3 separate regions of the Homo sapiens genome follow, and all the other regions are linked to region 3. The links are chromatin contacts, found by Hi-C or POLR2A ChIA-PET in ENCODE. All regions are on one chromosome and are shown on one strand. Each heading gives the region's core, a stretch centred on a gene start or an enhancer-like site at or near the end of the contact. The rest is flanking DNA. Distances are from core to core; before and after follow the strand shown. Region 1 holds the start of PXDC1 (PX domain containing 1). Region 2 overlaps PXDC1 (PX domain containing 1). Region 3 holds the start of RIPK1 (receptor interacting serine/threonine kinase 1).

Region 1 (3,843 bases), core at 759-3,258, 680 kb after region 3:
CCTCTACCATGCCTTTCAGTCCTCACAAACGTCAGAGACCACAAGCACAAAGTTACAGGTGGGGAGCCCCACGGGGATCCCGCTCCAACCAGCCTGCCTGGGGTCACGGAGCTCAGACGCCTGACCACAGTGAAGCTCAGGGACTCCAGTGTATTTAAGCCTCGTTCCAGGAAAGGTCATTGAATAAACCGCTGTTCCTTCACGATGCTTTCCTGATTTGGGCATTGATTTGTTAAATTTAAAATATCATAACAAACAGCAAATCCAAGGAAAACTGCTTCCATGCTTGAAATAACACCCAACTGTCTGGAGAACAGCTATAAATGTGAGGCTCTGGGGAGCAGAGGGAGGCCTGAAAGGCGGGCCTTCTCGCTCAGGGCCCCAACTCGCTGGCTGTGGGAGCCCTTCCAAAAGATGTGTCATGAGAACTAAGCTAATTATCCACGTAATTCTCACACTGGGGTTGGGGCCATCGCCAGGGGAAAGCACAGGTTATCTCAAGAACGCAGCCAGATAGGAGGCTGGGGAGACTTGGACGGGCCACCTTCTGCTTCAGTAACTTGGCCCCAAGCTTTCAGGAGGTCTCTGCTTAGAGGAGGACTGCAGAAAAGAAGGCTGCTGGGCCACTGTCCCAATGTTCCGAGCTACAGGTGGTCACCCATGGAGGGGGGTGGGACCTGCTCGGAAGTCCTCCAGTCTTCCCGCCCCTTCTCCCCTCCCGGCCCTCCCAGGCGGCCCCTCTCCTCGGCCTGCCCCCTCCACCCCGCAATTCTTCCCGTCTCAATTCCAGTCCCTCTCTCTTGCGTCCTCCCGGCTTCCACCCCCTCAGCCTGGCCTCCAAAAGAAAGATCGGGCAGAGCGGTAGGAAAAGGGAAGCCACCGCGGTTTCTGAAAACAAGAATTCCCGCGAGCCAGGACGGTCACGAGGCCGGGGAGGAGGCGGCGCAGCTGATCAAACGCGAATGGGGACCAGCCCTGGCGGGGGTGCGGGGGGGCCCTGGCTGTCCGCGGCAGCCGCGGGCGGGGCGGCCGCTCCGAGGAGGGACGGAAGGGCTGCGTGGCACCTCGCGCTCGAAGACCAGGGGCGCGCCCTCCGCGGGGAGAACTCGGGGCGGCGGCCAGACCCGACGCGACCCCCGGCTCGGACCCTGCAGTTAACTGCTCCCAGACGCTTTCCCAGTGCGCCCGCCCGCCGGCCCTCGGGAGGTACCGGGCAGGGGGCTAGGGCCGGGCCGACCCTGTGAGCCGCTCAGCCCCGGGCGCCCCCGCCCTCCTCGGAAGTGACTCGTCCTCAGGGAGAGTCCGGCGCCCGCCCTGCCGGCCTCGGCCCCTTTCCCGCCCCATTTGGCTCCTCCGCCGGGGGCGCCCCCAGGCTGGGCAGGCTGGCTCCCCGTCCCCCTAACCCCGCCGCCCGGGCACCCCTCGTCTGCGGGCGCGGGGTCCAAGTGTCCCCTGTCCAGGGCGGGCAGAAAGGAGAAGTCGCAATCTCGGTTGAAGTCTCTTCCCCGCCTCCTTCGTGCACTTCAAGGCTGCCTCGGCCCCGCGCCCCTCCCGCGTCCCCGGCCCCGCACCTTGCCGCAGCGGCCCCTGCGCCAGTTCGGACCGGTCCTCGGGAAAGGCGTCGCGCAGGCGCTGCCACAGGCGGCCCAGGTCCGCCAGGCTGCGGTGCAGGTAGAGCACGCTGCGGTCCGACCACTCCGTGCGGATCTCGAAGAACTCCTCTTCGTCGCCGCGCCGGCTGACGATGAGCCTGCGGATGCCGTTCACCCAGCAGCCGCGCACGAACATGTTCACGAGCGACGTGCCCTCAAACACCGCCGAGGCCATGTCGCACGCATGCCCCCGCCAAGGGCTCCCCAGCCCCGCCGCCCGCCCGCCCGCAGGAGGCGCGCCCCGGCCGGGGTCGTCCCGGGTCTGTCCGTGGCCGGGGTCGTCCGGGGTCGGCCCGTCACTCCAAGGAGGCTGCGTATGGCCCGCGTTCGGGGCAGCGGGGCGGCGCGGCGGCGAGTGGCTCGGGCCGGCCGGGCGCGGCTTTATAAGGCGCTTCCCATCGCGGGCGGCGCGGTAGTCGACGTCGAGGTTAGGCCGCGTCCGCCTCCCGCCCGCCTCCCGCGGAACGGGCGCCGCGGGCCGCTCTGGAAAGGAAGAGGTCCGGCTGGCCGCGCCCCCGCCGCCTCCGCAGAGACCGCGCTGCCGCGGCCACGAGAACCCCCGGAGCCGGGAGCCGGGCCGAGTCCCAAGCGCTCGCCCCCGCCTCGCGCCCCCCGCGCCTCCTCCCTCGCGGCCCCGGAGCCGCAGGTCGGTGACTGGACCAGCCGGGAAGGGAGGCGGGGCGGGCCCTGCTTGCCAGGCGCTCGGCGCAGACTTTTTTCTCTTTCCGTTTCGCGATCCTCGGGACCTCCCAGGGCTAGGAGCTGCGCGCCCCACCCGGCCCGCGAGGGGATGGCAACTACCCGGGGTCCGGAGGCGGGGCTGCGAGTGTCGGGGCGGGGGGCGCGGGCCGGGTCGAGCACCGCCCCGACGAGGGCCCAGGCCAGTCCGGCCCGCCCCGGGTTCCCTCCGTGCCTCAGGTCCCCTCCGTGCCCCGCGTCCTCCCGCGCATTCCGGTCATGCCTCAGCCGCGCCAAGGCCTGGGACACGGCCGGACAGACCGCGGGGCAGCCCTCGGAGAAGTGGGAAGAGGGGAGAAAACAGTGGCGAAAAGAAGGTCTCCTGGGAAGGAGCGCCCTGGGAAGCTGGACGCGGTGGGTGCTCTTGAGGGGCCTCAGGAGTGGACTTGGGGAAACCGCCCGCCCTGAAAACTGACTCAGCGGCGCGTTACTGAGGCCGTTCCTAGTTGGAAGAGAATTAATAGCACTTGTTTGAGAATTACAAGTTAGTTCCAGAAATGAATCGAGTGACCTCACAGCCCGTAGGCAGGGGTGGGAGAGCCAGGGTGAGCCCCTCACCTCACCCCGCCCCCGCCCCGGCAGCGCTCTGGAAAGCCTCAAAGCCCAGCGCTGCGCGGAAATGTTAGAGGCCCAAGGCAGGTGGCCTGTCTGGACTCAGACCCGACCCAGATGTCCCCCCAGGTCCCTACCACTCAGTCCCACCTGCCTCGACTCAGTCCCGACCCAGATGACCACCCCCCCCCCGCCCCCACCACGACCAACTTTTATTCCGACTGCGCCAGTGACTTGCAGATAGCATAGCTTCAAATTTCCTCACCTGGTCTGGGGCGGTGAACAGGTCAAGATGGAGAGTGTCAAGAGAGACTTTTGCTTTGTCTATGATGTTTTTATATACACTTGCTAATTAAATGAACGCATATGTTTCCTGTGTAATTTTGTATAGGGGAATAGGGGCCGTGGGAACTGGAAGTAAACAGCCAGTGTGCCAGCAGCTCTTGACTCTAGGTGGTGGGAATAAGTGCCGTTGTAACCACAGTACCAGCCCAAACGGGGCTTACTCTGTTTGTAACAATGTTGAGTTACCTTGCAGGTATAACAGAGCCAAAAACTCTTAAGTCACAAAGCCCAGGCATGCACCATAGAAAAAGATTTGATCTCTAACAAACATCCAGAACCAACTATTCGTCTCCTTGGAACGAAGAAGACTGGGACATGACTGGAACCCGAACATTCGAACTCTCAGAAGGGAAGGGTCTCTTGGCCCAGAAGATAGGGGCTAAAATCCACCTCAACATACCGTACCATAAATGGCCAAATTTGAAGGCCTTCAAACAGATCCTGCCCAGCCAACATTTCTAAGTCCTTTCCTTTGCCCTCTGCTTCCTTAGAACTTGCCCCAGACCCCAAATCAGGGAGGAAGATTTGAACCTGCCTCCTGTCTCCTTGCTGGCTG
Region 2 (3,980 bases), core at 1,468-3,967, 660 kb after region 3:
ACGGAGTCATTACCAGTCCCCCAAAAAATAGATTTGTAAGCAATCCTTCCTTAATTGCCTGTGACAAGGAGCCTCATGCACATACATGTGGTTTAATTATTTGCAAGGCTGGCTGGGCCCTGAAGGACACTAAGGTATGTCTGGTGCCTCCTGCATGGACCTTGCTGTCTCAGGCCCGGCCCAGAGAGGGACTTCGCTTAGACTCTCACATTTCACTAAAGATGGTCCCTGAGAAGCTCCGGTTCCCTCCTGGATCCCACCTCTGCTGTCAGCCCCAGAACCTCGAAAAACCTAGGGGCAAGCCAGCAGGCTACACAGCTGGCAGGTGTGCAGCAACCTCTGGAACATTTATTCCCAACACGGGTTCAGAAAGGGATGGTTTATTGAAAAGCAAATTGTCTTAAAACCTAGGGAAGTGTGCACAGCTTTTATACGCCTGTGCCAGGTGAAAATGGAGCACAGATTCTCTAACAGTTTACATTTTTATTTACTTGGTCACTTTAACAAACAAGTCCTAAGAAAAGCTGTAGAAATTAGAACACGTCCACAGTTTAAAAAAAAAAAAAGAAGAAAAAACATTTAGCTGTAGCAAGCCTCTAATTGTAGGGACCACTGGTTTAAGGAGATCTTCTTGCTAAGCCTGTAGCCTGTGCCCCGTTTCAACCACGGACAGCAGATATTTACATGGGAGTTGACCTCCCAGGTCAGTTTTCACAAGACGATGGTATAGACCATGAACTTGTACCTTCAGGCAAAAGGCTGCATTGAGATTCATTGCTACGGGACCAGGGAGCCTGACTTGTAACAAAATCCACTGATAACTTGCCATGTGCCTTCGGCCAGAGCACTAGCAAGCATGGCGTGTCTCAGTGTGGAATGCTGGCTCCTCAGGAGGCACGAGCAGGTAGGAAAGCATGCAGACTGCAGCTGGGGAAGGCTCTGCTACTTATGCCTGGAGAGCAGGTTACTTCTTGCTCAGTTTCTTCATCTGTACAATGGAAATAAAGGTATCCATTCCAAAGGCCATTGTGCAGACTAACTTGAGATGATGTATGTAAAGAATCTAGCAAATACTGAGGGCTCAATAAAGAGTCCTGAGTGATCTATCATGATCATTCAGTGCCCTTTTATTAATTGCCTAACTGGGCTACCCCTATTTAGTAAAAATAAGGTTGACATTATACAGAAGCCAGATTAATGAAAAACAGTGTTCTATTTCCAGGCCCCCTAAACCTAAATAATCAGATTTTGTGGCTGAAATTGATGAGTCCAAACAGCCGTATCAAGGCTGAGGTCCGCATTTCCTCACAGCTATTATGATCATTGTTAGTAATGTCCTCAGATCTGTTATGATGTAAATAAAAAAGAACGGAAGAAAATGCTGTCATTCAAGAAAAATTATAGCATCTGAGCCTCTCTTCAAACATACAGTGTGAATGTCTTAGAAGTCAGCTTAGTATCTATAGCAAGAATCTTTGACCAATGTAGCCATTTTAATCACATACATGACTGATTCCATGAAATAGTTGACTTTCAAGCTATTTTTTTACACTCATATTTTTCCAAATGAAAGCAGCCCTGCTCTTCCATGGAAACTGACATTGGCACAATTCTGTTAACTAAATGAAAGACCTCCTTCACTTGAATTTCAACAGTCTTTCCACCAACGTTCCTCTTTTCCGTGGGGGCCCCAATCCAGGATCTCTTGCTGCAATGAGTTGCTCTGTCTTGGTCTTCTGCGACCTCTGACAGTTCCTCCATCGTTCCTTGTCCCTCATGACCGTAGCACTCTTAGAGAGGACTGAGCTATTTTAGCAAATGTCCCTCGATTTGGGTTTGTTGGCAGTTTCAGAGTGATTCGATTGAGGTGATGCATTTTTGGCAGGAACCCTACACAGTGACGCTGCATGAGACCTGGAGTGGCATATGGGGGTGGGGCTGAGGCTGACAGGTCCTGCTGCTGCTGAGGCTGCTGTGGAGTGCCTGGTGAGGAGGCTTCTGCCAGCTGTTTCCACAGCGAAGTTACCACCTTTCCCTTTGTAGTTAATTGAAGGAGGATGCCTTGCAGCTATGCAAATCCTGTTTCTCCTCAGTTTCACTCACAAATCTTTGCATCTATCAATCAATGGATCTTTTTTGCAACAATTACCAATGTGTCTGTTTGCCTGATGGCAATTTTTCTGTTTTTTAGATGCAGCTATGTTTTCATAGCCCCACAAACGTCACAACCCCTCACTTCAATAACTCTATTCCTTTTCTCAGCAGACACGCGGTCTCAGCCGTGAAAGCATTCATACTCTAGCCTTCCTCCCTTTCACCTCCTCTCTCCCACTGTATTTCCCATGTACTCCAGCAACGGAACAAAACCCAAAGCAGTGCCCTTGTATTAACTGGCTAGCTGGGCTACCCCTACATAGTGAAACTAAGGTTGAGATTGGCCAGAAGCCAGATTAATGAAAAATAAAATTGTGATTCATTTCCAGGCCTCTTAAACCTGAATGGTCAGATTTTGTGGCTGAGATTGATGAGTCCAAGTTGCCAGATCGAAGCTGAGGTTTGCATTTCCTTTTACATTGCACAGCTGCAGCCATGAGGCAGAACGCTCTAAATTCTTGCTTTCTTACATTTGATAAGCATTGGGACAAAGAATGATTAAGGCTGTACTGGTTGGAAGCACTGCCAAGGGATGCAGTCCATCCTGACTGTCCTCACCGTGGCCCCAGGATGTGGAAACAGTCGCCGCGCCTGCTAGCGCCGGGCGCCATCTAGTGGAGCTCCTGACAACTAAACGATCCTAGAAAAGCCAAGGTACTCAGCACCTGCAGGTCCCCATCCCCAGCCTACATCATGAGAGCAGAGACAGTCAGTGCCTGTTCCCCATGGCACCACCTCCCTACACGTATGTCAGTGGCATAAGAAATGGAGGAGGAGGGTGGATGTGGGCTCTCGGCCGGGAATGAATGGAATTAACCAGGACAGCAGTGGACAGGCAGGTTTGCACGAAGGACCCTGCAGGGCCACAGTCCATGCAACGGCTGGCCAGTCCCCTGCAGGAGGCTGAGGCTCTGGAGTGGAGGTGACAACATCAAAAGGCTAGCGTGGGCTAGGCTCTGAATGCCCAGAATGACCAAGAACTTGGGCTTGATGGTGAGAGTGAGCTTTTAAGACAGTTAATAAGCCTCAGAGGTCAGAGCTTTGGGATGACTGGCTCAGTCCTCGGGTTCATATCCTGGAGAAAGGGGGACGCATGAGAGAAAGCCGTGTGGACAGTCTCAGGTGATGCCAGGACTCTCTGGACCCCGCGCCTCAGCCTGGGGAGCCACAGATCCAGAAACATGCCAAATATGGGACCAAGACTGAGAACATGGTGTGCCTATGTGTGAGCCATTTTCTCAAAGGGATGTTGGGGCTATTTATTGTCAATAGTAATTTCATTAAAAAACACTCCTGAAGGGAGGTATCTGCCATGGTGTGCGTGGGTGTACCGCCTCGCCACCGGCAGGCACAACTGCTCTAGATTAAGAAGCTCCCTTAGACACAGTGAGGGGCGAGCTAGACCGGGAACAGAGATCGGAAGGTCTGGGGGGTTCAGAGAAAGAAAACCAGACTCGGTGACCGGCAGAGAAGAGGAAGAGGAGGAAACACTCAGAGCACTTGAGACCCTCGGCTCTGCAAGGCTGCAAGAGGCCATACCGCCTGCCGCCTCCTGCAGCAACACCTCCGGGCCCCCAGACTTTGCACTGAGACTGTTAGCCACTGGCTGGTGCAGACTCCATGGTTACGCAGCCCCAGATGTTAGAACGTGTTCTGTGCTGAGCCAAAGTCGCCCACAGTTACTTCTACCCACAGGCCTAGTGCCAGCCCCCACCTGACCCCTTCCCATGGCAGCCCGCCAACATCTGAAGGTGGCATCCCCTTCCTCCTAGCTGCTCTTCCACATTTCCTCCCATTCTTCTGACCCCTGCCCACCAGACACTCTT
Region 3 (3,974 bases), core at 1,475-3,974:
GTTTCTTGCCTTTTCCATTCTGGTGTTCTGCAAGGACCAGTTCCTTCATCTCATGCACAGTCTACACTCATGGCTTTTGCTGGGAGTAATGAGTAAAGCTCCCAAATAGATGTTTCTGAGTTAAAACACTGAACACAAAATGAAGCAAAAACAACGCATTTCCAACCTCCCAAGGTCACATGATGTCTAGAGGACAGTGATGGGCAATAACTTTTTGTCTTCCCCATTAGAATGCAAGCTCCACGAATGGAACGTGGAGTTTTTTATTTTTTATTGTTTTTTGAGACGGAGTCTGGCTCTGTCACCCAGGCTGGAGCAATCTTGGCTCACTGCAACCTCCGCCTTCTGGGTTCAAGCAATTCTCCCGCCTCAGCCTCCTGAGTAGCTGGGTCTACAGGCATGCACCACCACGCCCAGCTAATTTTTGTATTTTTAGTAGAGACGAGGTTTCATCATGTTTGCCAGGCTGGTCCGGAACCCCTGAGCTCAGGCAATCCGCCCGACTTGGCCTCCCAAAGTGCTAGGATTACAGGTGTGAGCCACTACACACGGCCAGAACATAGAGATTTTTTGTGTTTAATTCACAACCGAGTCTTCAGTGCCTAGAACAGGTGCTCAGTAAATATTTACTGAAGGAATGAATTCCTTTTTGTATTTCTTGTATCTATCACCAGATGCTCTTGTATCTAGTACCTGCTTGGCATACAGTAGATAGAAAGCTTTGCTGAGTGAATAGCTCTGCCTTTCGTCTTTTTTGATATGTGTACATCTTTTAAAAAATAATGAATAGACTTTGTTTTAGAGCTGTTTTGGTTTACAGCAAAACTAAGCAGAAAGAAAATATCCCCTTCCACAAACATCCTGGACTGTACAGCCTCCCCTACCATCAACATCCTGCATTACTGTGGAATATTTGTCACACCTGATAAACCAACATAGATTCATGGTTACAAAAATGAACCAATATGGATAAAACATATACATTATCAGCCAAAGTCCGGAGTTTGTTAGGTTTTGCTCTTTGTGTATATTCAAGATACATTTGACAAATGTATAGAGATGTACCCAACCCTGTAACGTCAGACTCCACTGCCCTAAAAATCCCTTGTGCCTCACCTATCCATCCCTCCTTCCCTGCAAATCCCTGGCAGCCGCTGATCTTTTTTACTATCTCCGTAGTTTTTCCTTTTCCAGAATGTCACATAGTTGGAATCATGCATTATGTAGTCTTCTCAGATTGGCTTCTTTCACTTAGATTTATACATTTAGGATTGCTCCAGGATTTTTTTTTTTTTTTTTTTTTTTGTGGCTTCAGAGCTCATTTCTTTTTAGCACTTAATATTCCATTGTATAGATGTACCACAGCTTATCTGTCCACCCATTAAGTGATATCTTGGATGCCCTCAAGTTTTGGCAATTATGAATAAAGCTGCTATAGACATTCTTGTACAGGTGTTTGTATGGGCATAAGCTTTCAACTCGTTTGGGTAAATACCAAGGTGTGGAGTTGCTTCATCTTATGGTAAGAAGAGCTTGGTTAAGAAATTGCCAAAATGTCTTCCAGACTCTAACATTAGGCATTCCCACTAGGAATGTATGGGAGTTCCTTGTGCTCCAGATCCTCATCAACATTTGTTGTTGTCAGTGTTCTGAATTTTAGCCATTCTAATAAATGTGTAATAGTATTTGTTTTTTTAAATTGCAATTCTTTAATGACATGATGTTGAGCATCTTTTCATATGCATATACATATGGTGAGGTGTATGTTCAGAGCTTTTGCCCGCCTTTAATCAAGTTGTACATTTTCATATTGTTGCATTTTAAGAGGGTTTTTTTTGGTATATTTTGGGTCACAGTGCTTTATCAGATATGTCTTTTGCAAATATTTTCTCCCAGTCTGTGGCTCGTGTTGTGAACGTGGCTAGTTCTCTTGACATACATATCTTTTCACAGTATGTAATCCTGTTGTGCTTTTTTTTTTTTTCCTTTTGAGACGGAATCTTGCTCTTGTCACCCAGGCTGGAGTGCAGTGGCGCGATCTCGGCTCACTACAATCTCCACCTCCCAGGTTCAAGGGATTCTCCTGCCTCAGCCTCCCGAGTAGCTGGGATTGCTGGTGCCCGCCACCACGCCCAGTTGATTTTTGTATTTTTTAGTAGAGATGGGGTTTCACCATGTTGGCCAGGCTGGTCTCGAACTGCTGACCTCAAGTGATCCGCCCGCCTTGGCTTCCCAAAGTGCTGGGATTACAGGCGTGAACAACCGCGCCCGGCCTGATGTGCATATAATTTTATTATTTGATTTTTAATATACATGAATAGCATGCAGTTCCAACTTTGCTCGAGACTTCACAATTACCATTTTAAAGGGCTGCAAAATAATCACATTTCCTCCTCAACAGCCCCACTTTACAGATGAAGGTAGAGGAATGCTAACTTGCCTATGCTAACCCGCAGAGCTCTGAATCCTCCGGATAGCGCCCCCGCTGTAATCCACCCAGTGCTTCCCTCCAGACCCTTCTCCCTCTCGTGCGCGCGGAGGTTTCGGTTTCCTCTTTTACGTAGGCCGCCCCACTCGCTTGAAAACAAAGTCCGCGATCCTCTAGCCCGCAAGAGAGCTCCGGGACTCAGACCCCGGGCGCGAGGTCCCACGAGCGGCGGGGCGGCGCTCTCGCGGTCCTCCTCCCCGGCAAGGGCCGGGGCAGGGGGAGGAGGCAGCGCGAACAGTCCACGCCCTCCAGCCGGGCGCGCTCGACGCGGACGGCGGGCCAGCTGCCGGAGCGCGGCGACTCCAGGGGACCCACAGCTGGGGCGCCAGAGCGCGGCCATCCGGGCGGGGCCGACGGAGCGCGGCAGGACTTGGCTGGACGGCGCGGCCACGGAGAAGGGCGCGGTGAGCGGACTGGCACCGCGCGGGGAACATTCCGGAGGCCGCCGGGCTCAGTCCCGGTGACCCCCCTGGTCGGGGTTCGCGCGCCCTCCCCCAGCACGCCCGGGCAAGGCTGCCGCGGCGTCGGAGTAATCCCCAACCCTCCGCCGCCGCTTCTTCCCTCACCCGGGCCTCCAGACGTTTGCCGCGGAAACGAAAGTAACGCTCGGGTGCTTGCGTGGAGGCCGGGGCGGCCGCGGGCTTCCCGGAAGGAGAGGGACTCTGCCCGGGGTGCGCGCGGCGGGCGGGCCCCGCCGGTACCGGAAGTCGGGCGGTGGGCGGGGCCGCGGGCGCTCCCGGAAGTCAGGGGTGCTCCGCTAGGTGTCTCTGCTTATCCGGAGTCCGCTGGCCGCCTCTGTGCCAGAGGTCGGGGCGCTGGACTGGTAGCGGGCGGAGACCTGCCTTTGGGCCGCGGTTACCGCGTGAGGGTGGAATAGGCAGTCCCACACGCCATTAATGTTGTTTTGGTGGAGAAGGTGGGCTCCTAGTGCCCTATCATTAAGAAAAAACAGTTTGGGCTCTTCCCTTACCAGCCCTTTGAAAGGGCCTTTTACTGTTGCGCTTGAGGCCGCAGCAGGTTCCAAAAACAAAAGCATTTCTGCGTGATCTTAGACGACTGAGGGGACGAATGTGGTAACCCTAGCAGGCTTCTGTCACTGGCAGGTGCTTTTGTGAAGTGCTGCGGACCCTCTTGAGGGTTGGGAAGAGGATAGGCTGCATCCTCCTTCCCTAAGCATTTGACAAAGCCTCACAGGGATGCGGGGGTTGCGGGGGCAGGGGGAGGTCTGGGGTTGTTAGTTCTTTCTCTCTTGCTGACCATTTGGCTCTCCCTTAATCAGAGCTCTTTTTTATTTTGGGCAAAGCAGGAGGCTGTTCCAATGATTAATTCTTCCCTGACTTACACTTGAAGAAGCCAAGGCAGGAAGTGAACTTTGAAATGTGCAATGTCTTAGTACTCATCTGCATTCTGTGACTGCTAGGAAGATGGACTGAGTCAAGAGGAAATTGTCTTGTTAGAAATGTGGAATACTGCGTCGGGCACGGTG

What was found. A loop is a pair of places that touch in the nucleus more often than their neighbours do. ChIA-PET counts read pairs that join two places held with the same protein, here RNA polymerase II (POLR2A). Pooled maps may share reads with other maps.
Region 1: a loop to region 3 is called in a map with no recorded cell type, with 6 times the contacts of the local background. The contact joins the promoter of PXDC1 here to the promoter of RIPK1 in region 3. A Hi-C loop is called at or near these places in 1 of 37 single-sample maps with no recorded cell type and 5 of 50 pooled maps. POLR2A ChIA-PET finds 5 or more read pairs at or near these places in 1 of 52 experiments (IMR-90).
Region 2: a loop to region 3 is called in a map of CD4-positive, alpha-beta memory T cell, with 10 times the contacts of the local background. The contact joins the enhancer-like site here to the promoter of RIPK1 in region 3. A Hi-C loop is called at or near these places in 1 of 168 maps with a recorded cell type or tissue (CD4-positive, alpha-beta memory T cell), 1 of 37 single-sample maps with no recorded cell type and 8 of 50 pooled maps. POLR2A ChIA-PET finds 5 or more read pairs at or near these places in 1 of 52 experiments (K562).

Annotation. Positions count from the first base shown.
Region 1 is chr6:3,749,705-3,753,547 of GRCh38, forward strand. It overlaps PXDC1 (PX domain containing 1), which reads right to left and starts at 2,009. Exons shown (of 5, transcript NM_183373.4): 1 at 1,572-2,009. The coding sequence starts at 1,827. RefSeq lists silencers at 1,233-1,312, 2,063-2,302, 2,353-2,522.
Region 2 is chr6:3,729,963-3,733,942 of GRCh38, forward strand. All of the region lies in intron 3 of PXDC1 (PX domain containing 1), which reads right to left. Among named protein-coding and RNA genes, the nearest start is that of PXDC1, 20 kb to the right of the region's middle. RefSeq lists a silencer at 2,393-2,687. Within about 2 kb of position 2,718, at least 3 of the 41 ENCODE cell types and tissues checked have a DNase peak (open chromatin) inside an H3K27ac peak, as active enhancers do.
Region 3 is chr6:3,065,770-3,069,743 of GRCh38, forward strand. It overlaps RIPK1 (receptor interacting serine/threonine kinase 1), which reads left to right and starts at 2,725. Exons shown (of 11, transcript NM_001354930.2): 1 at 2,725-2,892. RefSeq lists a silencer at 2,594-3,383.